2 separate regions of the Homo sapiens genome follow, and region 1 is linked to region 2. Evidence: chromatin loops called from intact Hi-C (ENCODE). Cell type or tissue: dorsolateral prefrontal cortex. All regions are shown on one strand. Links, peaks and the distances in the headings refer to the core of each region. The heading gives the core; the rest is flanking DNA. Region 1 has its middle 120 kb from the start of LINC01101. Region 2 overlaps LOC105373989 (putative cuticle collagen 91).

What was found. Peaks named below come from ENCODE experiments on the same cell type or tissue, not always from the same donor. Only the 100,000 strongest peaks of a DNase experiment are listed, where the experiment ranks them.
Region 1: a loop joins it to region 2, with 3 times the contacts of the local background. A loop is called at or near these places in 4 of 110 quality-filtered maps.

What each region holds. Positions count from the first base shown.
Region 1 is chr2:120,579,056-120,594,209 of GRCh38, forward strand. No RefSeq gene overlaps it. Among named protein-coding and RNA genes, the nearest start is that of LINC01101, 120 kb to the left of the region's middle. RefSeq lists an enhancer at 9,069-9,962. In dorsolateral prefrontal cortex, for the core only: a CTCF peak has its summit at 8,380 (motif pointing right); no DNase peak of the experiment used is centred there; H3K4me3 peaks cover 829 bases; H3K27me3 peaks cover 2,302 bases.
Region 2 is chr2:120,337,135-120,352,288 of GRCh38, forward strand. LOC105373989 (putative cuticle collagen 91) reads left to right here. Exons shown (of 3, transcript XM_047446882.1): 2 at 6,788-6,893; 3 at 7,753-8,859. The coding sequence ends at 8,780. It overlaps INHBB (inhibin subunit beta B), which reads left to right and starts at 9,002. Exons shown (of 2, transcript NM_002193.4): 1 at 9,002-9,502; 2 at 11,965-14,669. The coding sequence starts at 9,055. The coding sequence ends at 12,740. RefSeq lists a cis regulatory region at 6,154-6,644. In dorsolateral prefrontal cortex, for the core only: CTCF peaks have their summits at 6,401 and 6,603; DNase peaks (open chromatin) are centred at 6,407, 6,711 and 7,443; H3K4me3 peaks cover 2,091 bases; H3K27ac peaks cover 1,036 bases; H3K27me3 peaks cover 4,000 bases.

The sequences.
Region 1 (15,154 bases), core at 6,622-10,621, 240 kb after region 2:
GAGGTACGGTGGCTATGAGGACGGGTGCAGAGCAGGTAGCACATGTGCGGTGGAAATGTCTGCTGCAGGCCTCAGCACTCTCGAGAGTGCATGTGCAATAGGCAAGCACTCTGCTCCCCAGAGAATTGTCATCTCAAAGGGAGGAAGGCCTTCCTTCCTTCAGTTACTGGGGGCCCAGCAGCTGAATGCAGGCTCCCTGGATTCTACAAGATTGCTTTCCTTGGTGCCTTGGGGTACATGACTTTCACCGTGCTGGAAACTCTACTAACCTTGGATAAAGAGAGAGAAAGCTCCTGAGCTCATAGCTTTCAGGGTCTCAAGGAGGGGCAGCGAGGGCAGGGGAGTAAGGGAGAAACCTGGGAAGCTCTGAGCACCTGCAGACTTCCGGCTCATATCCTTCCATCGTGCCTCGGTTCTCCCAGCTCCCTGTGCAGACTTAGGTCAGATCCAGCAGAAGTATCTGATTGGTGGCTGGCCAGCCAAAGGGTAGCACCCTCCAAATCCACTCCTAGTCCAGTGGGCTCCAGACTGAGCTTGTTGGGGCGGGTCACATTTGAAGAGGAAATGGGATTCAGCAGGCCAATGAGCTAATATCTGGGTTGTCTTGGATGATCGGTGGTTGACTCCAGAGGCTGCGTGATAGAGCAACGAAGGCCTGAAACAGCCTCAGCCCACCTGGGCTCTATCTCCTCCCTCCAGAGCTGCAAAATGCAGCTCAATCTCCCTCCCAGCCCCAGGTTCTGAAATTGCAAAATGGAAATAATAATGTGTTTGTCACAGGTTGTTGTGAGAAGAAAATAAGATAATAAAGAGGATAGTGCTCTGCAAACTAGAGATGAGTTGTTTTATTTCACACTCAAGGAAGTGAAAGTCTTGAGTTTTACTTTCCATGAAATCTTGGTCCAGCTCCCAGCCGATGCTGGGCACGGGTCAGACCTTACCCCTTCATCCACAGCTTGTGAGGGAAAATGCACGTAAGTCTTTCTGCAGATGGCACCAGGCTGGACCAGCTCAGCTTCAGTTGTATCGCTGTCCCCAGAGGAAGGTGGGTTAGCCCTCTGGGTCTCACTTTCTCCATCGGCAAAAGGGGCTTGCAGAGGACTGCCTCACTCAGCTCACACACTGCTGGAGGATTACATAATCCCCTTCTCCCTGCTTGCCTTCTTTGCTCCACATTTGCTTTCTTCCCCTGCTCTCTGGGGTTTCTGTGGATGGTGGCAGCTGACAAAGAAGGAGCCCTTTGGAGCATTTCTATGCCCTCAGCAAACTCTCCCTCCTGCCAATTCCTCTGAAACCCAGGCCACCTGCCTGCACAGCCCAATGCCAGATGAGAGTGCACTTTGCGTTCATCTTTAATTGTTTCAAGTATGTCAGTAACATTTTCACAGCTGGATTCTAAACCTCAGAAGTTGTTGATGATCTCTTTTAGGAAGGTCGCAGGTGCCCTCCCTGCAGGAGCAGAGCAGGCACACGGCAGCAAGTTTGTTGAGCGAAAAAGGAACAGAGCAGATCTCAGCACAGTGCTCTTGCTGACTCGACTGGTCCTTCCTTCCAGTTCTCAGCCTCTTGACCTCAACACGTTCCTCACTGTCCCCACAGCTTCAGTTTCCCATACTTTGCATGCTTGGAACAAAGTACTCCTCTCGAGTGGGCCCACCGAGCTCCTTCCTCCTGGACCCCTTCCCACTGGTCCCTGGGATCCTGGGACACCAGCGAGGAGGGGCTGTCGCTCCTGAGCTCGCACCCAACTCTGCAGGCCCGGGTGTTATCTCTTGCAGCAGCTGACAGTGGCGCCGGCACCACTTTGGTGTCACTTTTAACACTGCGCGTTAACACCACTGGCTGACTGTCTGCGCAAGGAGGCCCCGGCAGAGCCGCGTGCAGCCACACCCCACATGTGGAGTTGTTAATCCGGCAGTTGTTCAGCAGGTTCTCTGGGCCTCACCTCCAAATGTGTTACTTCTGGAGGGAAAGACGCCCACAGAACAGCACAAGCTCTCCAGGAAGGAACGACAGAACCGGCCTGTCCTGCGTTGGCCAGGAAGAGAAGAGGAGGCATTTCTGAGCAAGGACATGCAAAGTTTTGGTGCCTGGATCTCTGCCACCTACATACAGTTCCCTAAATTAGAAGAATAAGAGGAAGGAGAGAACGAGGAAGAGGGAAATAGTGTCACCATACAACTTAAAATCTTTTCTTAAATCTGCAGCTTTATCCGTGCCACATGTTTTCGAAGAATATTTTATGATGTAATGGGAAGAGACAAAAGCAGTGAAAAAGCAAAATCACAGACGCGATGTGTCTTCGATTCTGGGAATGTGTGGGGTGGACGTAGTCACGGTGTCCCAGGTCCACTCGCCCATTGCATCCAGGCACCCTGGAAGATTTCCCTTCCTCGCCCCTTGATATCAGGATGGTTGTGTGAGTTGCTTTGGCCAGTGAAATGCGAGAGAAGTAACCTGTGTCACTTCTGGGTGATGGTGTTCAATTGCTGGTGCAACCCTTCCCAGCCCACTCTCCCCTGGCCTAAGCAGTCATGGGAATGTGTATTCATTCTGAAGGCCCAGAAGCTCAAAGGAGCCTCTATCACTGAGCCACAATATGGGAAAGAGCACCTGAGAGTCACCCAGACTCCTGTGATCTGGGTATGAGCAGAAATGAACCTCTGTGCCTTGAAACCACTGAGATTTTGGTACGGTTTTCCCTGGACTATGATCTACACTGACTGATAAAATAAGTATACAAAATAGATGGAAAAATATTATCGAGAAGCATTGCAGTGACTGGTAATTTTTGTTTTTACACTTTACCAGATTTCTCCCATTTTTTACAGTCAGCATGTTTTACTTTTATGATGTTTAAATGTTCCCGGTCTTACGCATAGCTAGCTTTTTTGAGTAAATAAATGTGTCCTTGGTACGGGGCTATGTGTTTCACTGTGTCATCTCACTTAATGCTCTGAAAACCCTAAAAGGATTTTCCCATTTTGCAAATGAGATATTTGAGTTTTAGAGAGATTAGGTGCCAGGTATTCTACACTCATTATCTCATTTATCTCTTCAGAGGCTCAAAATATTTTCTACCAATTTTAAAGGTGAGGCTTGGGGAAGTCGCCCACAGTTAGTCACTTAGGAATTGAAGAAAGTGAAATTAAAACAACTACCATCACAACAGATACCCTTTATTGGATGCTTTTATGTGCCAGGTCTAGGCATGGTCTCATTTAATCCTTTCAGTAACCCTACCATGTAGGTGCTAATATTATCCTTACCTTCTAGGTTAAAAAATGGAGGCTCAGAGAGATTGAGCAACTGGCCTAAGGCCACACAGCTAGCAATCTGTAGAGCTGGGACTGGCACCTTGGTCTGTCTAAATTTTGGTCAGCTCATTTTGCTAAGAACGAGGCTGGTACAAAAGGTGATTTTTAGGTAATACATGCAAGAAAATTTTTAAATTAAACTTCTAATTTTATAAAAAATTGTATGTTCAAAATTTTCAAAGCCAAATGGTGCCCTGAGGCTGACAATGAAATGCAGCAGTCCTGCCTTGCCTCAGAAGAAGCTACTTTAAGTCTTTTAGCTGTTCCTTCTGACATTTCCTTTCATATTTCTAAATATCGTTCTCTAGATGTATTTTTCAAATATTATGTATTGGCTTCCTCCTGTGGAAGATTGCTGGTTCTCCACCAGCCACCATCCACAAACACACACTTTTTCTTCCAAGATAGTCCTATCACAGTTGCTAAATCAACACTCAGTTGTTACCGTATCATATCTACATATAGATTATTCACAGCTAAACAAGGGACTATATTATGGTTACAGTTGCAGTCTTGTACAGCTTTTTGTTTTCCCTGGAGTTAGTAAGTACCTCAGTTTTTAAATTTAATTAGTTTTTGATGTAAGATTACTAATTCTTCCCACAAACCGTGACAATAAAACTCTAAAATTTCTCGTAATATAGTCAAACACATCTGGCAACCTATCAGTTCTGTTTTTTTTCTTTGAGCCCTCCTGCTTCTACCTGGATCAGTTGCTCTCCTGGCCATTGTAGTAGAAGTTGTGAAATTTCTCTTCAACGTTACACTGGGAATTCCCTTTCCCTCTGTCCTGTGTCGGTGCCTTGTTTCTTAGATACTAAGTCATCTTCTTTCTTGCTTTACTCCCTTCATTTTGTTGTAATATACACGCCAGTAGCTTCCTTGGAGGCTGCATATGGGAGTTCAGTTTTTGGATAATTGATTGACAGTTTGGCTGGAGGTATAAATCTCAGTTGGAAATCATCTCCCCTCAGAGTTCTGAAGGCAGTTCTCTATTGGCATGTGGTGTTCTAGGTTGATGTTAAGCAGTCCGATGCCATTCTGATTCTCGATCCTCATGGTGTGACTTTTTCAGTCTCCAAAAGCTTCTAGGATTGTCTGCTTATCTTTTGTTTCTAAAAAAAATTTTCATAACACTTAATACTTATTCTGAAAAAAATGCTTTCAATAAGTTAGACTAGATGGATAATTCCATAAATTAGCATTTATCTATTTTAGCCCAGTCATCTATTTTATATCTAGAATAAGCCAGGGGGCAGATACTTTCCACACTGTCATCACCATCGCCACTACTCTGGAGGATTAGCCAATGCTCCAGGAAAGAGGTATCCGCTTGGAGAGGAGGAGGTAATTTATCCGTGTTTGAAGATTATTTGACCATTTACATGGAAAACCCACAAGAATCAACTGAAAAAGTTATTGAAAATGACTAATTGTGTAAGGTAGCTGGATTCAAAATTAGCGTTCTATTATCAATGGCCTTCAAATACACAGACAACAATCAGAACTAAAATATAATGGATATAAGACTCCATTTGCAAAAGCAACCTAGAAATAAACTTCTTAAAAAATGTGCAAAACCATTTAAATGCTGCCAAAGGATACAAATGTGAACTTACAGCACATTCTTGGGTTAAAAATCTCAACATTATAAGGATGCCAGTTCTCCTAAATTAAGCTACACATCAACACAATCGCAGTGAAAATACTAACAGAATTTCTTGTGGAACTATACCAGCTGATTTTAAAGTTGATATGGAAAAATATACATGCATCCAGGAAAAGTTTGAAAACAGAAATGTAAAAAGCAGAGATAACCCCATCCATTATTTACTTGTATTTTAAATCTATTATAAAGCTAAAACAATTAAAACTATGGCACAAGTACATGAATAGCCATATAATTCAGAAATTACTAGAAGTCATCCAATATATATAGGAAGTTACCATATGATCAAGTTGGCACTTAAAACAGGATTTATCCATATTTGGTATTGGAACAATTGGCTACCCATCTGTAGAAGAAATTAATTTAGATCCTCACTTCACATGTTATACCAAAATAAATTCTACATGAATCAAAGGTTTAAATGAAATTCTTAAAGAACCAGAAGAAAATAGGGGATATGGGAATGACTATCTATTGAGCCTTTACTTCAGCTCAAGGCCTGGTGACAGTAAGCAGGCCCAGCTCATGGACTGTGGGCTGAATAATGGATTGATTGACTATCAGGTCCTTTACTAGATGCTGTAGCAGTGGCTGCCAATTGCACGCACTGGTCTAGATTTGCTACATGTCTTAGTCCATTTTTATTGCTATAAAAGAACACCAGAGGCCGGACGCGGTGGCTCATGCCTGTGATCCCAGCACTTTGGGAGGCCAAGGTGGGCAGATCACGAGGTCAGGAGATCAAGACTACCATGGCTAACATGGTGAAACCCCATCTCTACTAAAAATACAAACAATTAGCTGGGTGTGGTGGTGCGCGCCTGTGGTCCCAGCTACTCGGTAGGCTGAGGCAGGAGAATTACTTGATGCCACTGGGAGGCAGAGGCTGCAGTGAGCCGAGACTGCGCCACTGCACTCCAGCCTGGGAGACAGAGCGAAACTCCGTTTCAAAAAAAAAAAAAAAAACAACAAAAAACAAAAATTAGCTGGGCATGGTGGCACGTGCCTGTAGTCCCAGCTACTCGGGAGGCTGAGGGAGGAGAATCTCTTGAACCCGGGAAGTGGAGGTTGCAGTGAGCCGAGATTGCACCACTGCACTCCAGCCTGGTGACAGTGCAAGACTCCATCTCAAAAAAAAAGAATACCAGCGGCTGGGTAATTTACAAGAAAAAAGAGTTTCTTTGGCTCACAATTCTACTGGCTAGAAGATTGGGCATCTGCATCTGGGGAAGGCCTCATGCTGCTTCCACTCATGGCAGAAGGCGAAGGGGAGCCATGCGTGCAGAGATCACATGGGGAGAGAGGAGGCTAGAAAGATGGGGGAGGGAGGTGCTTGCTGGACCCTTTTGAACAACCAGCTCTCACAGAAGCTAATAGAATGAGAACTCACACTGCTCCCCCGGCTGCCATCCCCCAATCTTCTGAGAGGGAGGGCATTAATCTATTCATAAGAGATCTGCCCCCGTGACCCAAATACCTTTCACTGGGGATCAATTTTCAACATGAGATATGCAGGCTGGGGGCGGCAGGGGAGATGCAAACAACCCAACTCTCACTACATGTCATTTGTCTGGTTCTACCAGTGTTAAAATAGTTTTTATTTTGGTCTGATATTTTACAAGGGAGTTTTCACATCAAAATCTGGATTTCGGGCCTCCCCTGAAAACGTATACCAATCTGGCAGCACTAGACCCTTATTCCTTCATGGACCAAGCAGCTGAGCCACTGCCCTTTAAAGGCCTGAGGATGGGACATATGGTCTGGGAGTCCTGAGGAGCCAACAGGACCCAGTGAACAGGCAGGTAATGGGAGCAGTGGCTGGTGGGCCCAGAGCCCTAGGGTAGGGGGTGAGGGGATGAGGCTGCAGCTGTGGCAGGGTGGGGCAGTTCCTGGGCTGCTGTTGTCACCCAGGCGAGAAGTCGTGGCAGAGGGAATGCGAGGGAGAGGCCTGGCTGGAGGGAATTTGGGACTTGAATCCACAGCCCACAGGGCTTGAGGACAGATGATGTGTGTGTGTGTGTGTGTGTGTGTGTGTGTGTGTGTGTGTGTGTGTGTTGGGGTGTGCAGGGGAGCCTAGCTGTTGGAGGAGGAGGTGAGGAAACACCCCAAGATGCTCACATAGAGAGGTAACTGCTCATGAACACGTAGACCAGATCCAGTCACCCTCCTGCTTAAAACCCAAGCACCCTACCTGAGAGGCCCGGCCCCTGCCCACCCCTTACCCGAGAGGCTGGGCCCCTGCCCACCTGGGTGATCCTTTGCTCTCACTCTGTGCTCCCTTGTACTCCAAGCCACGCAGCCCTTGGGCCATCCTAGAACCAGCCAAGGGCTTTTTTTTGGCCTCAGGGCCCTTGCACTCACTGTTCCCTCTGCCTGAGACACTGTTCCCCTGACTCCTTAGCTGGCCAGTTCCCTCCTCATCCTTCAGGTTTCCTCTTAAATATGCTCTCCTAAAAGAGGTCTGGAATAAGCTCCTAGAGGCCAAGGGACAGCAGGAATGCTGACTCCCACGGGGTCCCCGGGCCCATGGAAAGAGGAGTAGATTTCTGAGTGCAAAGGGAAACCTTTGAAGGGCTGGCGTGGGGGGTGGGGCGATGAAGCAGCTGGGTCTGATTTACCCCCTGAAAGCCTGCCAGTAGCACCCGCATGGGAAACCACAGGGCCGGAGTGGCCACTGGGGAGAGTTGGAGCCCTTGTGCTGGTGACAGGCGCAGAGGTAGTGCAAATGGAGAGAGGACATGGGGTATTCTGGAACCCACAGGACTTGCGGAAATGCGGGAAGGAGTGGGGTGAGAGCCATAGGCAACAGGAAAGAGTCAAGCGGGGTGGCGCTGTTTCCAGCCCCAGCAGGGGGTAGGAGGTGGTGCCAGTTTCCTACGGTGGAAACCCAAGGAAGGCACGAAGCAGGTGTGCTTTGGAAGGAACAGTTCTGGCGCAGCGCCTCTTCCTGTCGGCCCCCTTCTACAGTGCGCCTGGACACAGGGTGACGGCGCAGAGCTGCGCGGGCATCCCCAGCTCCGTGGCTCCGGCTCAGGTCGGCTGAGAGGCCTGGATCGAGGCACGCTGTCCCCGCGCCGCCCGCACTGCCAAGGGCAAGGGCACGGCCGTGACCGGGTAGGAGGCGGATCCCACCTGTGAGCCACTGAGCCACTCAGCCTCCGGGGAAGAGCGAAGATCAAAGCGGCACCCCACGTCGCGGGGCTGGGGAGGGAAGGGCATGAAGGCCTGTCCTCTGCGAGGCTTCAGGCGCCTGGAGGCAGGGTGGGAGGGCAGGGCGCGGGGGCTTTGTCTGCGCGGAAACGCCCTGCCCGGCGCCCGCACAAAGGCCGCTTTGTGCCCGCGGCCGGCGGAGGTGGGGGCCGCGCGTCCCCGGATCCCCCTGCCCCGGCCCGGCCCGCGGCCCCGAGGGGGCGCCCGCCACTTCGCCGCCGCCAGCCCGTGGCCCCGGGCGCCAAAGGGCCTCTTAATTGTTCCCAGAACGGGTGGCATTTAGGTCAATTAATATGCAAAACAGGAGTAAATCATCTCATTCGCGGGCCCCACGCGGGGCGGGGAGCCGAGGCATTTGCTAGGCAGCGAGGTCGCGGCCCCCGCCGCGTGTTTATCTGGGGAAATGGAAATCAGGCGACGCACAAAGCCGCCCCGCGGGCCGGGCCGCGCCCTCGGCCGCCCTCGGAGGGGTAGCCGGCGCCGGTCCCGACCTGCGGCCCGGGCTGGCAAGTCGGCTGCAAGCCTGGGGTCGCCTCTGGCCCTCTCTGGTCCACCGTGCCTAGCTGGTGATAGCAGGAGTTCTGTTATTACATAAATCAGGTATTGGGAGAATAATACGATTCCCTAAGTGCTTCTAATTGGAGCTTGCGTGCTCCTGACCCATTATTATGCTACTGAGCCTTGACTGAAGTCCAAAGCCTACTCGCATTCCTGCATTTAATCCTCAAAATCGCACTAAGAGGCAGGTGATTATTCCTATTGTTCAGCTGAAGAAACCGAGGCAGAGAGGTGAAGATCGTCACCTGGCCCAGACTAAGCCCTTCACCATTAAGGTGTGAGCCCCAGGCCTCTGTTATTTCACTGGGCAGCTCTCTTCGCTGGGGAAAATGGCCCCTGCAGGCAGAGTTCTGTGAGTCTCGCTACTACTGCACCATCCTTACTCATTCTCCCTGAATTCCAGAAATGTAACAGGACCCACTGTGCACCTGCACTCTTCTAGACTCAGACGGTTCCACAGGGAACAAAACAAGAGATTTTGGCCTCTTAGGACACCAGCGAGAGCACCTCCAGGAGAAGCCAGCAGGGCGACAGGAATGGCCCCTCGAAGGAGGTGACACCTGAGCAGAGACCTGAGGGAGGTGAGAGAGACTTCCAGGAAGAGGCAATGGTCTTGAGGCTGCAGCATAAGGAGGCCAGGGAGGGGGGTGTGTGGAGCAAAGCGGGAGGGATGGAGACAAGGCAGAGGTGGCCAGGGCTGGCACTGGGGGTGCCGGCTCTAGTTCCAGCTGGACACCGGAGTCTCTGGCTTCTCTTGGTCTGGGGACAGTCTGTGCATGGGGAATTGTAAAGGCTTCTGCTTGGCTCAGCCTGGTTCAAGTGGCCCCATCCTGGGCTAATTGGCAGTGGCTAGGGGCAGGTCACATACTGGACACACTCCCATCAGCTGGACACCCACCCCAATCGATACCCACTACGCAAGTAGACCCCAAACCTGGGCAGCAGGCAAAGTCAAGAGCAGTCCAGGGAGCCAGGGTCCAAAAGCTGGAGACATTTCTGAAGGTTGTCAATCTGTGAGGACAGACATGAGCCTGGAACTGAAGATTTGGATAACCCACGTGCACTGGGGCCAAGAGATAAGGGGCATCAGGTGTCCAGACGTGATGGAGGGATGGGAGGGAGAGGTAGGTGAACAGGGAGTGCTCAGAGCTAGGTGAGATATTTTAGCAAAATCACCAAACAGGAAAAGTTGAAGATGCTGGTCCCGTGCAGCTGCTTCTGTAGGAGTTCATGGGGACAGGGGTTACCAGAGGAGGGTTTGCAAATTTTTCCTATAGGATGCCCTCTCTATGGTGATGTACTTGGTCGTCAGTCAACTGCCTGGACAGCCCTGACTTTTCCCCTCTCTCCCCACCCTTGCCATGCGCTCATCAAGCCTGCCCATTCTTGCTCCTTAATGCCTCTCTCCCCAATCCCTTCCTTTCCATTTCTGTGGTTCTCTTTTGGTGAAGACTATCAATCATCTTTGGATCATTGCAGCGGCTTCCGCCCTGATCATGCTACTCTCACTCTTGCCTTCAATTCACACTCCAGATAGGGCACCACAGGAATCTTCCAAACACGTAAATCTAAGTTACCACCCTGGTTAAAACCTTCTATAATTAACACAACAACACAACCTGATTAAAAAATGGGGCAAAGGACTTAGGCATTTCTCCAAAGAAGATATACAAATGGCCAGCAAGCACGTGAAAAGACACCCATCACCCATCTTTAGGGAAACGCAAATCAAAACCACAATGAGATACCATTTCACACCCATTAAGATGGCTATTGCACAAATATGGTCCATTGCATAAATATATCTCTTCTCCTGTTGATGAACGTCTGGGCTCTTTCCAGTTTGGAGCTATTATGAATAAAGCTGCTGTATATTGGGAGACAATTCCCCATGAGTCTCTCGCATTTCTACACATCTTATGAGTAAGGCACTGATTGACCTATCTTTTCATGGGTGTTTGTATTGCAGACAGCTTTGGAAGATCAAGCGTCTCCCTCTGGAGCAAAGGGCAAGCACGCTTGCTTCCCATTGTAAAAGATCCAGGTTCCCTAAGCTCAGGGTTCCTCTCCTGTAATGCAATTCACTGCAAGTACAGGATCCATCTGGGCCCACTCACATTGTTCTGTGGGACTTGGGGCAAAAGGAACTGACGCAAATATGCTGATACACATGCTGTTTGCTGTGCTGTGAGGAATAACATCCTTTGTCTCTGACTCATGGTTCTGGCATCTTCTGCCAGCCTCTCAAGAGCCTAACTCATTACCTTTCAAGTTGAGTAAAATTTCAGACCCTTTATAGTTCTTGACATTAAGTGTTCTTATACAAGTGTTTCTGGGAACATATATTTTCCCACTTCTTCTTTGTCCTTCTCATCCTGCTGCCTGGAGTGCGGACCTGATGGCTAGAGCCCTGGTTACCATCTTGACCCATGAGGACCAGAGACGTAGTGGGTAGAAGGAGCATGGGTGTCCAAGGCTTTTGCAGGTCAGAGTGATCATATTGGCCCTGGAATTTTACAGGAGGGAAAATGCCTTGCTTACACCACTGTACCGTGGTGTTTTCCAACCCTATCTAATGCAACCCATGTCGTGGCTCATCCTGTCTGGGATGTTTTCCCGCCCTCCCTTCCTTTGTTCACTAATGTATATCATACTAACCTCAAGAATGACTCTTCATATTTCTAGTTCTTCCCACAATGATTGCTTCCTGTATCCTAGGGCCTTGTACAGTGTCTGGCACAGTAGTAGGTGCTCAGGAGGTAGGAGTTGATGAGGTGAACAAATACATAAAAGAAAAACGCAGGTTGGCAGAGATGATGGGAAAGCGGCATTCTCACTCAGAGGAACAGGTAGAGCATTAGGTTGTCGGGGAGGGAGCCCGAGCTATAGTCCTGTACCGGATGACACCACCGCAGCTCTTTCCTCTCTGGGCTCAGTTCTCTGGCTCTGCAGTGTGGGCTTTGGCTAGGATGATGAATGCCCATGGTCCCCACTGATTCTCAAGCCCTGTGCAAACTCTGAAATTTGAATACTGCTTTCCTGGCAATGCCTCCCTGCTTTTCTCTCCTGTAACTTATATTTGACCAGTGGCATCACTTGATGGCTGAGAAAGGTCCTACTCCTTGCTGGGCCCAGGACTGCTCTGCAACCCAAGCTTGGGGAGACATGGGTGCCTGGGCAGCTTAGCAGCTGGGGAGACTGACAGCTTTAGTGAGCCCAGCGGGTGGCATCAAGTTTCTGGGTGCCTGGTCACCATGTTAATCTGCTCTTGGTGCCACTAATACCAATTTGTGAGCAGACAGCCAGGATCAGACAGGCCAGCTGTCAGGCAACTGTGGACAGCTCAGTGTGTGGTTTGATTTTATGGCTTAGGGCTGGAATTATAAATTAATTAGCAAATTTAAGTTTCTGGAGCTGCTTCAGATAGGTAGCTCCCAGGGGCCAGGTGACACTAGTTTGACCCAGTGACCCCAGCCCAGGTCCTGCCACCCACCATTACCACCACCAAGGGAGTCAGAAAGAGTCCATCTTGTTTCCAGCACCACCACCACCCTGCTGGGGGACCCAGGTGGGCCCCTCTCCCTCTCTAGGCCCAGCCTCTTCATCTGTACACAAAGGAGCAGGACTGGATGCTTTTGTCTGTCTTCTCCACGCCAGCATTCTGGGATTCTAATTAGGCACAAGATGTCTAGCGTGTGGTAGAGCCAGCAAAGCTCTCTGTCCATGCTTCTGCCTCCAGGGCAGGTGGGACCACTTCCCCTGCTTTACCCCTGTAACCTTTACTGAGCTCCAGGGATCCTTGTTTCCAGAGAAGACAGGCAATAGAGTGGAGTGATCTAAAATTACACATGCAGCTGAGTCGCCCCTTCAGCCAATCTCCACCCTCCATCAGGGAGGTTTCCCAGTGTCCTGATGGCGGGGCGGGGTCTCCAGATGCCCCACTGGGCTACAGGCCCTGCCTGTCCTAGTGCTGCCTCTCATCCCCTCTCATCGCCCATGAACCCCGGCCACACCAGCTCCTCCCTAGTCCTCCTAAGGGCCAGCCGCCTTCCTGCCTGCCACAGGATCCTAGCATATGCCATTCCCTCTTCCTCCCCAGTGTACCCCCCCTTCCTCCAGCCTGTCGTCCTGCAGGCTAATGCCCCCTCCTTCAAGAAGCCTGACCTGACGCCCTATTCACTGCTCTCTGAGTGCCCTGCACTTTCCCTGGCACCCCTCATCACAGAGGGAAGCACTGACTCTTCGGGTCACTTGTTATTTCATGCTGTCCCCATCCCCCCTTCAGGACTGTGAGATCCATGGCAAAGGAGCACATCTGTTTTATTCACCAATTTTTTCAGAGCCTACTAGTGGTCTCCCAACATTTATTGTCTCCTCCTCTCTCCCAGTAAGAGATCTCTTGATTTTTAGCTTGGCCTGTGTTCACCCGAAATAAAGACCACAGCTCCCAGTACCTTTGCAGCAGGTTGTGACCACGTGATCAAGTTCCAGCCAACGGAGTCCGAATGAGCAGGCTGTGCGTGGCGCCTGGCTGTGCCTTTCCTCTTTCACCTCCTCCCGCTGGTGCAGGAGCATGAGCAGTGTAGGTGTGAGGTGTGCGGACCGTGCAAACAGGAGCTCGCTCCAGAAATGCAGAGCAACAGGTAGAGGGGCCTGAGCAATGCACCAGCTGTGGCTTTGACAAGCAAGGAGCCAGCCTATGTCTGGTTAGAGCCACTGTCATTCTAGCCCAGGTCATATAACTGCATCCTAAACCTAACTTGTATACCCCTACATCTGGTAGGCACCTGGTAAACATTTGCTGACCAAATGAGGGATTGAATGAATGAACGAGCAAAGTATTGGAAAACCAGAACTAATGATCCTAAGCTTCAAGCACATTTTGGATTCCAAGAGCTTTTATGGGCTGACCTGGGACCTAATAAACATTATTTGCTTGAAACATGGCCCAAGTCCTCCACAGATGGGCTTGTGTGTCCACAGACAGTGGCGGGCTTCATTGGCCCTGAGATGGGGCCTGTTGATCTTCTTCTTCCTGACACAGCCATAAGGCTCAGGGAGGCCCTTCCTGTGGCTAGCTGGCCCCCACCAAGTAGAAGGTGTCTCTTTATTTTTCTTTTCTTTTTTTTTTTTTTTTTTTTTGAGATGGAGTCTTGCTCTGTCACCCAGGCTGGAGTGTAGTGGCCCGATCTTGGCTCACTGCAACTTCCACCTCCCGGGTTCAAGTGATTCTCCTGCCTCAGCCTCCCAAGTAGCTGGGATTACAGGCACATGCCACCACACCTGGCTAATTTGTTGTATTTTTAGTATAGACAGGGTTTCACAGTGTTAACCAGGCTGGTCTCGATCTCCTGACCTCGTGATGCGCCCGCCTTGGCCTCCGAAAGTGCTGGAATTGCAGGCGTGAGCCCCCGCGCCTGGCCGAGGGTGTCTCTTTACCAGGGCTCCACCAAGCAGAAGCCCTACTAATGATGGCAAGGACGTGCCAAGGCCCTAAGAGTGAAAGCGAGACCAGATTTCATCCCAAGTTCTTTTTAGAAAGGTAGAAGTATTTTTTTAATGGATGCAAAAGCTTTGAAAACTGGTGATATATGAAGAAGGATAATAATAAATGTTTTGACAAGGGGGCCTGTCAGGACAGGCACTGCAAAAAAGTAGGTAGAAATTGAAAATGTCCCAGAATCTATAGTTGCCAATGCCTGAGATTCCTTCCTTTGGGTAAAGTAACCATAGTTTTTGAAATGCAGATAACCCTTGACAGGGCATGCTGTAAGCCATTCTCAGCGATCTGTGCCTCTGTGTGTGGGCACGCGTTTATGAGATCCTTGCAACTGATTCAGAGCAGGTTTGAATGGAGGGTGGTGGGGAGAGCCGAGAAGGGGGCTAGGCGAGGAGATTAGGGAGGCCAGGCTGCAGTCCACCTACCTCGAAGGTGCCGCTTCCTAAAGATTGGCAGGAGAATGGGGCATTGACACGTACTTTACAAGAAAGAAAGGCACACGCAGTTCTTCCGCCACACCAGTGACCTCAAGGTCCATCCTCTTTCGGGGGTGCAGAACAGTGGCTCTGAGGTCACCCGGGTCGCTGCTGTCCCCAGCTGGAAGGGTTACCTGCGGCCATGGAGGCCAGCTCCCTGCCTCAAGGCACGGATCTACCCAAGCCACATTGGACAGATGTGCTACAGTTTACATTTAGGCTGCAAGTGTCATTAATTACCCGCAGAAGCCATGAGCTCAGGGAGATTCCCTTGGCTTAGGTCTTCCACCTCCTGCCAGAAATGCAATGCAGGTGGGTTGGGCTGCGGAAACTGGATGGATTAAAGTTCAGGCTTAGCAAGAAGATATATTGGTAGGTGATTATGTGCTTTGTGAAAGCTTTGCTGTACAAAAGGGAACTACCC
Region 2 (15,154 bases), core at 4,262-8,261:
TAAGTGCCCAAGGTTCTCTTCTGTCCCACAAACGCAGAGCAGAGGAAGCAGCTCAGGGCTGGTGTGGCGGCACTGCGAAGTCACCACGACCCCGCGAACTCACCACGACCCCAGTCTGGCCTTTAGGAATCTGCTGTCTGGAAGGCCCTGGCCAGACCCTGTTCCCCGACCCTGACTGGCTGGGCCCTACTTCCTCCAGGGTGGCTCCAGCCCCCAGCGCAGGCCCAGGCAGCTCTCCCACAAGCTCCCGTTGGCCCTCCATCTCCTGCAAGCTCCACTGTGCCAGGGCCTGTCCTGCTCATTTGCTCCCTCCGTACTGCCTTCTGCGGGGCCTAGTGCTTGCTGCCAAGGTGTCTGCCCTCCCTGCTAATTGATCTGAAGTCAGGACAGTGCCGTAGCCCAGTCATTGCCTGGTACAGTGTTCTGTTCCTACTAGGTCCTCTGCGTACATGTGGAATGAATACAAGAACCTTTTTGAACAATAGTTGGAGGCATCAGGAAGGGCTAAAGACCATCCTGAGGGGCCCCGAACCCAGAATATGTTCTGTGGTTGGAGGCCGGGAGTGGTGGCTCATGCCTGTAATCCCAGCACTTTGGGAGGCCAAGGCAGGTGGATCACCTAGGTCAGGAGTTTGAGACCAGCCTGACCAATATGGCAAAACCCCATCTCTACTAAAAATACAATAATCAACCGGGCGTGGTGGCTGGTGCCTGTAGTCCCAGCTATTTGGAAGGCTGAGGCACGAGAGTTGCTTGAACCCGGGAGGTGGAGGTGGCAGTGAGCCGAGATCGTGCCACTGCAGTCCAGCCTGGGTGACAGACAAGACTCTGTCTCAAAAAAAAAAAAGAAAAAAGAAAAAAAAAGAATATATTCTGTGGCTGGAGAGGAGGGCTAGTTATCACCAATGTGTGCAAGATTGGTGAGTGTGTCTGACAGTGTTCATAGATTTAATTACAAAAAGATTCATGGTTAGCTGAGCTCAGGTAAATAACAGTTTGACTACATTATGTACAGATACAAATGATGTCCTAAAGAGGTTGTGTAATAATGCACGTGACACCTCTTTTGACCAGTGTTACTTAATGTCAGTTGATGAGTGTTTCAGTATTTCTATGCCTGGCAGGTTCTTCTTTTTATTTCTAACTAAGTGTCTTGCTCTGTGCTGTTATTTCTGAATCAGTAGGAAGTTGTAGGGGTATGAGAAACATTAGACACCCTAAGGGAGATGAAGGTCAAATGAAATTTTAATGTTTTGTATTTCTTCATCCTAAAGATGCTATCTATTTATCTGGTCTATCTTTACATCTTTCTTTTTTCTTCTTGTTTGGAAAGGTGTCAAAGGGCACATCCTCCAATCCCTGGCTTGAGACCAGTTTGCGTGACAGGCCCTGCTGACAGGTGGAGGGTTGAGGACAGTGCCTGGTGGCTTGGGCTCTGCTCACTGTTCTACTGGCATCACGAATGCATGTGGCTCGACTCTGGGAATCTTGGAGCAACGCAGACGGCAAGTTCACAATAGGTGTTTGCCCTTCAATAGGCCAGAACTAAAACTTTATCCCCTTCACAGTGGGGCCTCCTAATTAGATATAAATAAATCCATCAAGCAAAAATCAAATCCTTCCCTTTCCATTCATTTTTTTTTCCTTTGGCATTTCAACCCATAATCTAATATATGGGGAAGAGAAGGCACTGTAGAGGTTGAATGACCTGGGCTAGGGAGGTAGGTGAGAAATGCCTCCTTTCTCAGACCAGCACCTGACTCGCAGTTTGGGGGCCTGGGTGGGGAAGGAGGAGGAAAGACAGGGAGCATGGTGTGAACCAGGAGCCTGCCCAGTGCCCAGACCAAAAGGGAAGGGGCTGAACATTGAGAGGACTTGAAATTAACAGAGCTTTACCAGCCAGTCAATAGGTCCTGGCTGCAGGAAGCTGAAGCTGCTAATGGCTCTGTTTTTTTCTCCTTCTACAGCCACGGTGGTTCCCCCTGTGGAGTTCCCTTCAATGCGAGACAGAGACCATTTTACTGACTGCGAAAATTCAATTAGAGTCTTATGTCAGGGTGGGGAGAACTTATGCGAAGCCCAACATTCTGGTGGCTCTCTTTTTGATCTGCTTTACCGTGGTACCTTCACAGGAAGTGAGTTCCATGAATACGGAACATATGGGTGCAGCTGGAGGGGGTGTGGGCTGTTGGAGACAGAGGTTCCTCAGTTTTCATATACATGAAATGATTGATGAGTTTCTTGCTTCTGTTTAGAAAGCAAAAAAGGGGAGGCTGAGGTGGGCGGATCACAAGGTCGGATCAAAACCATCCTGGCCAACATGGTGAAACCCTGTCACTACTAAAAATACAAAAATTAGCCGGGCGTGGTGGCGCGCGCCTGTAGTCCCAGCTACTCGGGAGGTTGAGGCAGAATCGCTTGAACCCGGGAGGCAGAGGTTGCAGTGAGTTGAGATCATGCCACTGCACTCCAGCCTGGTGACACAGCGAGACTCCGTCTTAACAACAACAACAACAACAAAAAAGCAAAAAAGATGTCTTGTCTGTAGACAAGCATAATTTCTTTGGTTTCTGTGTTGTCCCTGTCACCCATCAGAACCTCAGAAATGCTATCTGGGGTCAGCTGTGCATTTTTCTTTGTTGGTGGCCCATTGGACAGGCAGGTCACTTCTCGTCCTCCGAGGAGTAGATGGAAAAAAGGTCAGTTTGAAGCTCAAGGACAGCTGAGGACCGAGGCATGCCATTTAAGGGGAGTTTGGTACTTGGACCCAAGTATTCCCAGAGTGGACGCACTTGGGCTTGGAGACCCTAAACAAAGAAACCTTAGAAATGCTCTACTTTTCCTTTGTTAGTAGCAAAATAGCCAGCTCGCTGGGTTCTCGGCCACACATGGGCACCCGGAAGCCATCTACAGGCGCTCCCACGGCAGGAATGGGAGGAGGGGGCTCCTCAGCTTTTCTTGCTCAGCCCCTCCTCCCATGAGCTGCCCAGGCCTGTGTCCTGATGGAAGGACTCCAATCCCTCTCCTTCCTCCCTTTTGGTTCTCATGCTAGCCCTCAGTGCCTCCCCGATAGGCTGGGTCTCTGAGGCACTAGAGTGCTGCCACTGTCCTAAAACACCCCTGCAAGGGGTCACATGTCCTCCTGGCCTTACCACCTCTTTCTGGGCTGACAAACCCAGGCCTAGCTACACTGGACTTGACCTGGTTCCTCCCCTAGACCTACTCTCACGCAGTTCATCCCAGGGACCTCAGTTCCTGTCCACCTTGTCTCTCTCATGTCCACCTGGGGGCCACCTGGAAAATGCCTCCTTGTGCTTCATGGCTCAGTTCAAATCCTGCCTCCCCTGAGACACCTCTGGTAGACTTAGGTGTCTTTCCCCCTCAGCTTTATCCCTGTGGTCTCTCTGGGAGAGGGAGGATCTCCCTGCTCATGCACTGGTCTTCCCAGTAGACTTGGGGGTGGGGGTGTCAGGGCCTGACTTATGCCTTGCTGGATCTCCAGCAGCTATTTCAGTGTGTTTACTGAATGAAAGGGAAGGAATTCTGTGCTAGGAATAGTTTGTGATTAGCAATTTGAAGTGGGTCACTAACCAACTGCTGTATTTAGCACCTCTCTTTTTTTTTCTAGAAAATATACCAACTTGGACAGCCATCCTCAGGGGCCTGCTGTTGAAATATTTCCTGAATGTTCACAAATTTCCTGGATGTTCAAAACATGTTGAATTCTACTCTCACAGAACCTCCAGTAGCCCACGAATTGGTCTGAAGGCCCTTGCTGGATGAACCAGAAGTGGGTCCTCTCTACCTAGCTACATCGAGGCTCCCCAGTCTTACTGAGAATGAGGCCCAGAACACAAGAGTTTGTATGGTTCTTGCTGACGTACAATAGATTTCAGGGGTTGGGGAACTGAGGACATCATCTCAAAAGTACCACAATTGATGAGTAGCCCTATGAAATGCTTTTGTGTTAAAGCCTGTTTAGGAAATAGAATGGGGACATGAGCAGGTATGATATACCTGTGTCCACCTGCTTACACCTGCTGGGAGGGGACAGCAGCACACACCTGGAAGCATGGAGTGGCTTGCCGTCCAAGCTGACCAGAACGCAGGGCCTGTGCTGGAGTCCTGGGCCTGCTGCTGACCTACAGGGTCTTGGCCCAGCCACACTGGGCACCTCAGCTCCTCTGTCTGCCCCATGTGATGCCCCTACTTCATTCAGTCCATAAGCACTCACCAAGGCAGGTGCGGTGCGGGACACTGGACAGTGACAGATGAATAACATAGGTCTTGGCCCCCCGAGCCCATGAGCTACCAGAGATAATAAGCATCCTCACTGAGGCCACTGCTGGGTTTATGGATGCAGATGGCTGCCAGGGCCCTCCTGAGGTAGGAGGCACCCAGCTGCCCTGGTAAGAAATACAGGACTGTCTTATCAAAATAACCCTCCTGTGTTCACTCTTTCATCAAGGACTTGAGTCTGTGACCTCAAAGGCATGAGGTGGCCTTGGGGCATTCTGTGGGGCTCCATGTTGGTCTCTGAGCTCTTACAAAGGCCAGCTTGACCCCCAACCCTAGGAGGCACTCTTGGCTGGGTTCTCCTTCCCACCTGGCTCCAGGCTGAGGCCGTCCATTGCCAGTGTCCAGGGCTGCTGGCTGAGCAGGACACTGCTGCACTGGGCCTGGCACGCACCTCCTCTGTGCAGAGATCGAGTTGCTCTGGAGAGGTGTGACATATGATGGTGAAACTTGGCAAGAGTGGCTTCAGTGACAGAAAAATACATGCCAGGTCCCTAAGCCCAACTCTGCCGAAGGCCTTCTTCCAGCCAGAACCCTAGTGCCTAGTGGTGCAAAGACCTTCTCTCCACTCCACACCTTGCAGGAGCTGCAGGGCCAAGAACTGCACCTGGGTTCTCAATTTGTTTTGCAAATGAGCCCTAAGGCTCACGTATATGGTTTGCCTTGTCACTTTTGGACGTTTCCATCATCCTCAACAGATAGTGATGGGTTATGCAAAAAAAAAAAAAAAAAAAAAAAAAAAAAAAAGGCGTGCGTGAGAGGAAGTGCTCTGTACTCTTCCAACTTCTGCAAGCCCGAATCTACAGTGTCGCCATGTTTCCTTCCTGCCTTCTCCAAGGAGTTCCTTGATGGCAGCAGGGAGCCAGCATCCTGCATTAGGGTGGCCTGGTCTTGCAGCTGCTTGGAGGGTGTTGGCTACGGCACTGATGTGCATTATTGTATTCAAAACTGACAGACGCAGTCACATCCTTAGCCGAGATGGAAGGCTGAGTTTACCAGTACAAGGAGAACCAAGCTCGATGCTAAATGAGGCTTTGAAGCAACAGGAACAGGTCCTTGCCCCTCAGGAGGGGAAGGGGAGCCCCCCCCAGAAACACAAGGTGATTTGGAAGAACTCAATTTACACCCTTGGCTCCCGTGGGCTGGGGGATCAGCAGAGGGCAGGATAATCCCAGCTTCTCGAGCAGATGGTTTCTGACTACCGCTTGACCCAGTTCCCTCCCAGCAGATGACTGGCAGCGGGGCTGACAGCTCCTCCACTAGGGGAGCAAAGTGTGGACCCTCCTCCCAACCTCCTCTTCCCTCCTCCCACCAGCAAGGACACGGCGGCTTTTGCCCCTCCCTGGTGCCAGGTCAATGGGCAGGATGCTGCATCTTCTTGAAGGCTTGAAGGCAGGGAAACCTCACCCATATTCTCTCCCTTTCCACAGCCCTGTCCAGCCCAGGTGGGGCTGACAATGAGAAGGGCTGGCCAGGAACACTCCTGTGAGGGCTTGTGTTGGGGAGTGGGGGTTGTGAACTCCTTCATTGGCTTTATGGCTTCTCTCATTTCTTCATTCAATCATTACTTCAATAAGTTCTCCCTGATCATCTGCCAGGTCTGGCACCAGATAGGGCCCAGGAAGTCTGCTTCCCATGCAGGAGACAGACAAGGGAGGAGATAACAGCCAGGCACTGGGCTGAGAGCCTCACTCAGGTAAAAAACTATACAGGGCACAACCGGGTCAGGGAAGGCTTCGCCAAGGAGGAGAGACTGGGCTGACTCTGAGAGCCTGAGAATGAGTTTGTCAAGTAGCTGGTGGCTGTGGTGACGGAGACAGCCGGGTGGGCAGATGCAAGCAAAACCAGGAGGTGGCCAGCCTGGCTCAAGGCCACCATGCAGGAGGTGCTTCCCAGGAGGCAGAAGCTCCCGGGCCACAGGCTCCCAGGCAGGGCAAGGGCAACCTGATGGGAGAGCAGAGACTCTGGCCCTGGTGGAGATTCTAAGGAGGCAGAAGGGCTGCCATCTCGGGGATCCTCCTGGATCCCTGCTTCTGACTTCGGTCGGCAAACTCACACCCGCCCTAGTTTTGCCCGCCAGCTTCGGGTCGGTTCCTCCGATTGGGAGGGAGGGGGCGCTCGGCTTCCAGACTTGCAGGCCGCCGCGGGCCTGCGGTCCCGGCCGAGCTCCACGGTGGCAGGGCTGGCCCGAGAGACTGGCGGTGGGAGGCGGGGGCAGGAGGCCACGCTCCGCCTCCGACGTCCCCGATTCCCCAATATCCTGGGAAAGCCAGGATGAACTCCCATCGTGCTTCTGCCTTGAGTCTAGCCCGTTGCGAGGGAACGGGGTACGGCTCCGTGTCCTGTGGGCATTGTCATGCGGCCCCAGACCCGGGTGGGGGCGTGAAGAAGGACAGAGGAGCGCATTGCACTTGGGGCCCCGGACGGGTCTGAAAGTCAAGTTTCCACTGACAGTGTTCCTTGTCCGGTGGCCTGAGAACGGTGACCCTAGAACCATCCTTTATCGGGTTGTGTGAAGAGCCTGGCCCAGTTGCCTCGCTGGGCCTCCCACCCAGCCCCTGTGATACAGGTGTTACTGTCCCTTCACAGAAGAAGAGGTAGGCGATAGGAAAGGTGAGGACTCTATCCAAGGTCACTCCTGCAAAGCTGGCAGTGGCTGAGCCCGAGTGGAACCCGGGTCTGAGTGAAGCCAAAGTTTGTCTGCTGGCGAAAGTGGGAATTCCCTGGGGGTGGGGGTGGGGGTGGGGTACTGTAGACCCTGCCAGCCCCTCAAGCCCTGAGGCTCAGTGGCCTCCGGGCCGCGCGCCTGGGATCCCGCACAATCGGGGCGTTCCTCCTGGCCCAGCAGACGCAGCCGCTGGCCAGGCCTCCAGTGGCTACTGCCTTCCCGCCCTCCAGCTCGCAGGGTCCACGCCTCGGCCAGTGCGACGGCGGCCCGGGGAGCTGGGTGAGGGCACTGCAGCCCCAGAGCGGCAGCCGCCGGCGGAGCCTGCCTCTGGCATCCCAGGCCGCGCCGCACCCCGCTCGCCTCGCCAGGCTCGGCCGCGAGGGAGCGCCCCGGGAGGGCCGGGGGCGGCCACGGCGGCGGGAGTCGCCTCTGCTGGTTGGGGAGGGCGGCAGCTGGGACAGAGGCAGGGCCTGCGCGGCGGCGGGGAGGCGGGAGTGGGCCGGGAGGAGCGCCTGGGTCCAGCGCCTGGAACCCGTCGGTGCCGCCGGCCGCCCAGCTGGGCAAGGGTCCGGGGCGCCCACGTGGTGGGAAAGTTTCGAGGTAGCAAAAGTAGCCCGGCATTGCGGGGGGTGGGAGGGGAGAGGAGGGGAGGGGAGAGGGCCGGCTCGCCCCTCCTTCTCGGGAAGGCAGAAAGGAAAAAAGCGGTGGGAAGCAGGGGTGAGCGCGGGGAGCGGGCAGCCCCAACCTGAACAGATTCCGCTTTCTCCTCCTCCCCCCACCCCGGGAAGCTCGAGCGGGGAGGTACGGACCGTCTCCTCTCGCACGGGCAGGACGACACCCTCCCTCCCCCCCTTTTTTCTGCCAACGTCTATCTCAACGCGCGCGCACATACGGAGATTGTGCGGCTTTTTTCCCCCTTGGGAGAAAAAACGGGGAGAGTAAAAGAAGAGAGACCAAAGAGAAGAACTCCTCCTCGGCGAGCTCCGCACTCCGTGCCGCGGCCCGGCGCGGGGACGCCGCCGCCGCCCGCCCGCTCTCTCCCGGCCCTGCGGCGGGTGCCAGTACGAGCGCGAGCGAGGGCACTGCACCCGGGGACGCTGCGAGACTTTTCGGCGCTCGAGCCGACCTCGCCGCCGCCGCGGCAGGCAGAAGAGACAGGAGCGAGAAGGGCCCTGCCTCCCCCTCGCCTTCCTCGCCCGGCGCCCCGCGCCCGGCCGGGCCGCGCAGGCAGGCGGAGGGAAGGAGGGAGGCTGCGAGGAGGCGGGCGGAGCAGAGGCCCCGGCGAAGCGCGCTGCGGCCGCCCGCCCGTGGATGCGGCGCCCAGGGATCCTGGAGACAACTTTGCCGTGTGACGCGCCGGGAGGACTGCAGGGCCCGCGGCCGAGGGCTCGGCGCCGCCTGTGAGCGGGCCCGCGCGGCCGGCTCTCCCGGGCACCAAGCTTGCTCCGCGCCACTGCCCGCCGGCCCGCGGCGAGGACGACCTGCCCGTCTCCGCCGCCGGCGGCCCTTCCTGGCGCGAGGCAGTGAGGGCGAGGCGCTCAGGTGCGAGCGCGGGGCCCCGCCGCAGCGCCCGCCGCAGCGCCGCGCCAAGCCGCGCCCGGCTCCGCTCCGGGGGGCTCCAGCGCCTTCGCTTCCGTCTCAGCCAAGTTGCGTGGACCCGCTCTTTCGCCACCTTCCCCAGCCGCCGGCCGAACCGCCGCTCCCACTGACGCTGCTTTCGCTTCACCCGAACCGGGGCTGCGGGGCCCCCGACGCGGAAAGGATGGGGAGAAGGCTGCAGATGCCGAGGCGCCCCGAGACGCCCGTGCGGCAGTGACCCGCGACCTCCGCCCCGCCCGGCGCGCCCCTCGGGCCCCCGGGGCCCTCGGCGCCCCTTCCCTGCCGCGCGGGAACCCCCGAGGCCCGGCCGGCCCCCTCCCCCTGCGAGCCGGCGGCAGCCCTCCCGGCGGGCGGGCGGGCGGAGGCCCGGGCGGGCGCGGGCGCGGGCGGGGGCGGGGCGGGGCGGCGCGCCCGGAGCCCGGAGCCCGGCCCTGCGCTCGGCTCGACTCGGCTCGCCTCGCGGCGGGCGCCCTCGTCGCCAGCGGCGCACCATGGACGGGCTGCCCGGTCGGGCGCTGGGGGCCGCCTGCCTTCTGCTGCTGGCGGCCGGCTGGCTGGGGCCTGAGGCCTGGGGCTCACCCACGCCCCCGCCGACGCCTGCCGCGCCGCCGCCACCCCCGCCACCCGGATCCCCGGGTGGCTCGCAGGACACCTGTACGTCGTGCGGCGGCTTCCGGCGGCCAGAGGAGCTCGGCCGAGTGGACGGCGACTTCCTGGAGGCGGTGAAGCGGCACATCTTGAGCCGCCTGCAGATGCGGGGCCGGCCCAACATCACGCACGCCGTGCCTAAGGCCGCCATGGTCACGGCCCTGCGCAAGCTGCACGCGGGCAAGGTGCGCGAGGACGGCCGCGTGGAGATCCCGCACCTCGACGGCCACGCCAGCCCGGGCGCCGACGGCCAGGAGCGCGTTTCCGAAATCATCAGCTTCGCCGAGACAGGTGGGTCCGGCCCTCCGGCTGTCTGCCGCGGTCCCCGCTCGCTCCCGCTCTCCCTCTCCTTGCTAGCTCCGGCTGCCACCGCCGCCACCGCAGCCCGCGCGCCCTGGGGCAGCCTGGACTCCCGGCAGAGCTCCTTCGGCCGTGGCCCTGCGCGCTCCGCCCGGGTTGCAGTCCTCTTCCCCCAGGCCGCAGACCCTTGCCTGCTGCCTCAACCCCCCGCCGCCGATCGCCTGGCCCTCCACCCCTGCTCTCCGGAATCGGGCCCCAGCGCCTCTGGGCGCGCGTCCCCCTCCCGGCAGATGCGCGCGGCCCTGGCTCTGCGGGCACTTGCTTGGTGATTGCTTAATGTTTTTGTTTCCCACGATCGGAGTGTAGGCTTAGCAGTGTGGATGGAGATGTGTGTGCTTGTTGATATACGTGGGCCGGAGGAGAGAGAGAGTGTGTGTGTATCTGTGTGTGTGTCTGTGTGTGTGTGTGCCTGCGTGAGAGGCCCCTGGGGCCGCTTCCATCACCGGCGGCGTGGGCTTGCCAGGATTGCTGAAGCCTCGCTGGGGAGAGCTAGGCAACCTCTCTTCCGATTGTGTGGGCACCGGAATCGGGCGGAAGGCAGGCTTCTCAACAGGTCCATCATTTACACAGAGAAAGCCGCGGTTCGGGGACAGCCCCGTGCCTCTCGGCTTGCCTGGCAGCTGCAGCAGACCCCTCGCCCGAGAGGCAGAGTCGTAGTTAACAAAGGGTATGGCTCCTTTCTGGAATCCGCCCCCCCCCCCGGCCCCAGATTGCAAATCTCTAACACTGTCTAAATATAAAAATCAGGGAGAGAAAAATCTTTCGGAACTTTAAAAGAAGGAGAAAAATGTGCCCGCGCCAAAATGCTGCAAGTGCTTTCGACTCCGCTGTCCTTTTCAGGACTTGAATGAGCCAGGCTGGCTTTTGTGCCTGGAGCTCGGCCCCATTTGTGCCGAGGGGACTGCGGAGAAGGTCGCAGAGGGGGAAGCCCCGGTGCAGTTAGGGCGGGGGCAAGCGGGGAGCCTCGGTGGGGGGAGCGGTTGTGCCCCTGGCTGCAAATGCCCCCCACCCCACCAGGCAGCAGGCAGCCCGGGGATGAAAAGGGATGAAAAGTTTTGCATGGCCGGGTGTGGAGAAAAGCAGAGACAATCGGGGCTGGTTTGTGCTTAGAAAGAAATGCATTGCCGTTTTAGCTGTCCACTAAAGTGAGTCAGGGAAAGCTCGCCATGCAATTAGAGGGCTCGGATTAAAAGGTGCTTTGGGGCCCAGAGTTAGAAATGTGATTCTGGAAGGTCGAGGAGGCCTTTTGGTCCCGGTGGCACAAAATGACAGCGGGGGCTGTTATATTTCTGGTCCGTTTCACGGAGCCAGCTCTTTGACTTATAAATAACAGATTCAGGTCACAGGCAGCTCGTCCAAGACCAGCTTTTAAGGCTGCAGTTTCCCCCATTTCAAAGTCAGATGTCAGTGTTATTAGAGGAGCCAGGCGAGGCCTGAGGTAGGGGCTTGGGAGGGGCATGGTGGGAGGTTTGATAAAACCAGCCCTGACCACAGAGTTTCATTATTTGTTCTTCCTGAAAAAAAAAAAAAAAAAAAAAAGGAAAGAAAAACGTAGATTGTCAGAGGCAAGGGTCACCGGAATGTAGGATGAGAGGGGAGTCATCTCTTGATTGGCACAGCCTCCTTCTTGTTGAGCTGAATTATTGAGAAAATTAACTAGCCAGCTCCCCTACTCCTTGGGGATTTTGAACGTGCCATTAACAGGGAGCCAGAGTCTTGTCAAAGGATTGGACCTCAAGTTTTAAGGCTGAATGTCCTGTCCCTTGAAACTATTCTATAAGGGCTAGGCTCTGCAGCCTGCAAAGCACACGTTCCTATGTCAGAAACCTGAGCAGAGCCTGCTTGTTTGCAGTGGAGGTTCCACTGGGGGTTGGATCACATCATACTTAGGTAAACACTGGAAAGAGGCGGTAGGTGGCTCAGCTTGATTTTGCAATGCGCTAAGTTAACCAAAAAAAAAAAAAAAAAAAAAAGCCCTACTAAAACCACCCACCCCAAAATCCTCCCTGCGATCCTGGTTTTGTTTTTCAGATTTCACAGATACCCATAACAACTTGTTAAGATCTTGGCCCCCTGACAAGTTCTTCTGTTGTGCTTTGAGGCCTGACAGCCTGTCTCCAGGGAGCCCTGGCCTGGGAGAGGTGAGGCAGGATTTTATAGGCGCGGACCCTCCAGCCCCAGCCTGGTCCGGGTTTCTCAATGAGAAACGATTTTCTCTGCCTCTCCCAGGTTACAGTCAGAGGCCCTGGCCCCAAGAATGGTATTTCTGGTCAGTAACGTTTTCCAGCTGTGTGGCGAGTTGCATTCCAGCATCCTGCAGCAGAGAGTGTGTTTCCCCCATTGCCTTGTGTTCTCCTTGAATTAACTTGGCTCGCCCTTCCCCTTTTCCGCAGATGGCCTCGCCTCCTCCCGGGTCCGCCTATACTTCTTCATCTCCAACGAAGGCAACCAGAACCTGTTTGTGGTCCAGGCCAGCCTGTGGCTTTACCTGAAACTCCTGCCCTACGTCCTGGAGAAGGGCAGCCGGCGGAAGGTGCGGGTCAAAGTGTACTTCCAGGAGCAGGGCCACGGTGACAGGTGGAACATGGTGGAGAAGAGGGTGGACCTCAAGCGCAGCGGCTGGCATACCTTCCCACTCACGGAGGCCATCCAGGCCTTGTTTGAGCGGGGCGAGCGGCGACTCAACCTAGACGTGCAGTGTGACAGCTGCCAGGAGCTGGCCGTGGTGCCGGTGTTCGTGGACCCAGGCGAAGAGTCGCACCGGCCCTTTGTGGTGGTGCAGGCTCGGCTGGGCGACAGCAGGCACCGCATTCGCAAGCGAGGCCTGGAGTGCGATGGCCGGACCAACCTCTGTTGCAGGCAACAGTTCTTCATTGACTTCCGCCTCATCGGCTGGAACGACTGGATCATAGCACCCACCGGCTACTACGGGAACTACTGTGAGGGCAGCTGCCCAGCCTACCTGGCAGGGGTCCCCGGCTCTGCCTCCTCCTTCCACACGGCTGTGGTGAACCAGTACCGCATGCGGGGTCTGAACCCCGGCACGGTGAACTCCTGCTGCATTCCCACCAAGCTGAGCACCATGTCCATGCTGTACTTCGATGATGAGTACAACATCGTCAAGCGGGACGTGCCCAACATGATTGTGGAGGAGTGCGGCTGCGCCTGACAGTGCAAGGCAGGGGCACGGTGGTGGGGCACGGAGGGCAGTCCCGGGTGGGCTTCTTCCAGCCCCCGCGGGAACGGGGGTACACGGTGGGCTGAGTACAGTCATTCTGTTGGGCTGTGGAGATAGTGCCAGGGTGCGGCCTGAGATATTTTTCTACAGCTTCATAGAGCAACCAGTCAAAACCAGAGCGAGAACCCTCAACTGACATGAAATACTTTAAAATGCACACGTAGCCACGCACAGCCAGACGCATCCTGCCACCCACACAGCAGCCTCCAGGATACCAGCAAATGGATGCGGTGACAAATGGCAGCTTAGCTACAAATGCCTGTCAGTCGGAGAGAATGGGGTGAGCAGCCACCATTCCCACCAGCTGGCCCGGCCACTCTGAATTGCGCCTTCCGAGCACACATAAAAGCACAAAGACAGAGACGCAGAGAGAGAGAGAGAGCCACGGAGAGGAAAAGCAGATGCAGGGGTGGGGAGCGCAGCTCGGCGGAGGCTGCGTGTGCCCCGTGGCTTTTACCAGGCCTGCTCTGCCTGGCTCGATGTCTGCTTCTTCCCCAGCCTGGGATCCTTCGTGCTTCAAGGCCTGGGGAGCCTGTCCTTCCATGCCCTTGTCGAGGGAAAGAGACCCAGAAAGGACACAACCCGTCAGAGACCTGGGAGCAGGGGCAATGACCGTTTGACTGTTTGTGGCTTGGGCCTCTGACATGACTTATGTGTGTGTGTGTTTTTGGGGTGGGGAGGGAGGGAGAGAAGAGGGGGCTAAATTTGATGCTTTAACTGATCTCCAACAGTTGACAGGTCATCCTTGCCAGTTGTATAACTGAAAAAGGACTTTTCTACCAGGTATGACCTTTTAAGTGAAAATCTGAATTGTTCTAAATGGAAAGAAAAAAAGTTGCAATCTGTGCCCTTCATTGGGGACATTCCTCTAGGACTGGTTTGGGGACGGGTGGGAATGACCCCTAGGCAAGGGGATGAGACCGCAGGAGGAAATGGCGGGGAGGAGGCATTCTTGAACTGCTGAGGATGGGGGGTGTCCCCTCAGCGGAGGCCAAGGGAGGGGAGCAGCCTAGTTGGTCTTGGAGAGATGGGGAAGGCTTTCAGCTGATTTGCAGAAGTTGCCCATGTGGGCCCCAGCCATCAGGGCTGGCCGTGGACGTGGCCCCTGCCCACTCACCTGCCCGCCTGCCCGCCCGCCCGCATAGCACTTGCAGACCTGCCTGAACGCACATGACATAGCACTTGCCGATCTGCGTGTGTCCAGAAGTGGCCCTTGGCCGAGCGCCGAACTCGCTCGCCCTCTAGATGTCCAAGTGCCACGTGAACTATGCAATTTAAAGGGTTGACCCACACTAGACGAAACTGGACTCGTACGACTCTTTTTATATTTTTTATACTTGAAATGAAATCCTTTGCTTCTTTTTTAAGCGAATGATTGCTTTTAATGTTTGCACTGATTTAGTTGCATGATTAGTCAGAAACTGCCATTTGAAAAAAAGTTATTTTTATAGCAGCAAAAAAAAAAAAAAAAGAATACAGTTAAATGTATTATACATAATTTTGGAACCAAAGAGGCCAACAGATCAGTTTTAATTTTATTAGACGGTGAGGCCATCTGAGATGAGGTGGACGTTCTGAGCAGTCCCTTGAGTGGCCTGCCAACGTTTCAGGGTATGAATGGATTTTGTTTATTCGGTTTGATGTGTCTTTTCCATCCTTACACACCCAGAAGGTAGAGTAAAAATGACTATGATAGAATGCAGGTGTGTATCCTTAAATCCTCATCTTTATGTTTATTTAATAAAGCTCCCCTTAGATTCTGTTTCATAATAATTTAAAACCAAACAATTTTCCCATAGACTTGCTGTTAAAGTATTGTACGTTTGTGTACAGTTTAAGAAAATAAAAGATTGAGTGCCACGGGCCTCCTGCCTTGCGTGATGTCTGGGGCAGGGAGGCCTGGGCTGGAGGTGGGCAGCTGGGAGGAAGGCCAGTCCAGGTGTCCAGGTTGGATGCCAGCAGCTTCCACGGCCTGCTCCTGGCATCTCTGCGTCCTTGCCATGAGATGTATGTCGGGCAGAGATTCCAGGAAAAATGGCTGAAGATCAAAATGAAGGACAATTAGCAAATTCATGAATTACACATTTGTTTATCCTGCTAGTCCCAAGATTGATTATGTTTCACCAAGGCCACATCCATTACCATTTGCAAGTGCTGGGTAAGCCCCCGTCCCCAGGTGGAAATGTAAAACCCTGAAGGCTGAAGTCCAGCTAACCTCTGCTCACCTCTATTTGGAGGTGACTGGGACCTAGAAGTGGCTTGGTATCTTGGGATAGAAGGGTAAACAGAGTCAGGCTGTGAGTGTACGAAGGAGCCCTTCCTGAGGGGGTTTTCCCGGTGGAGAG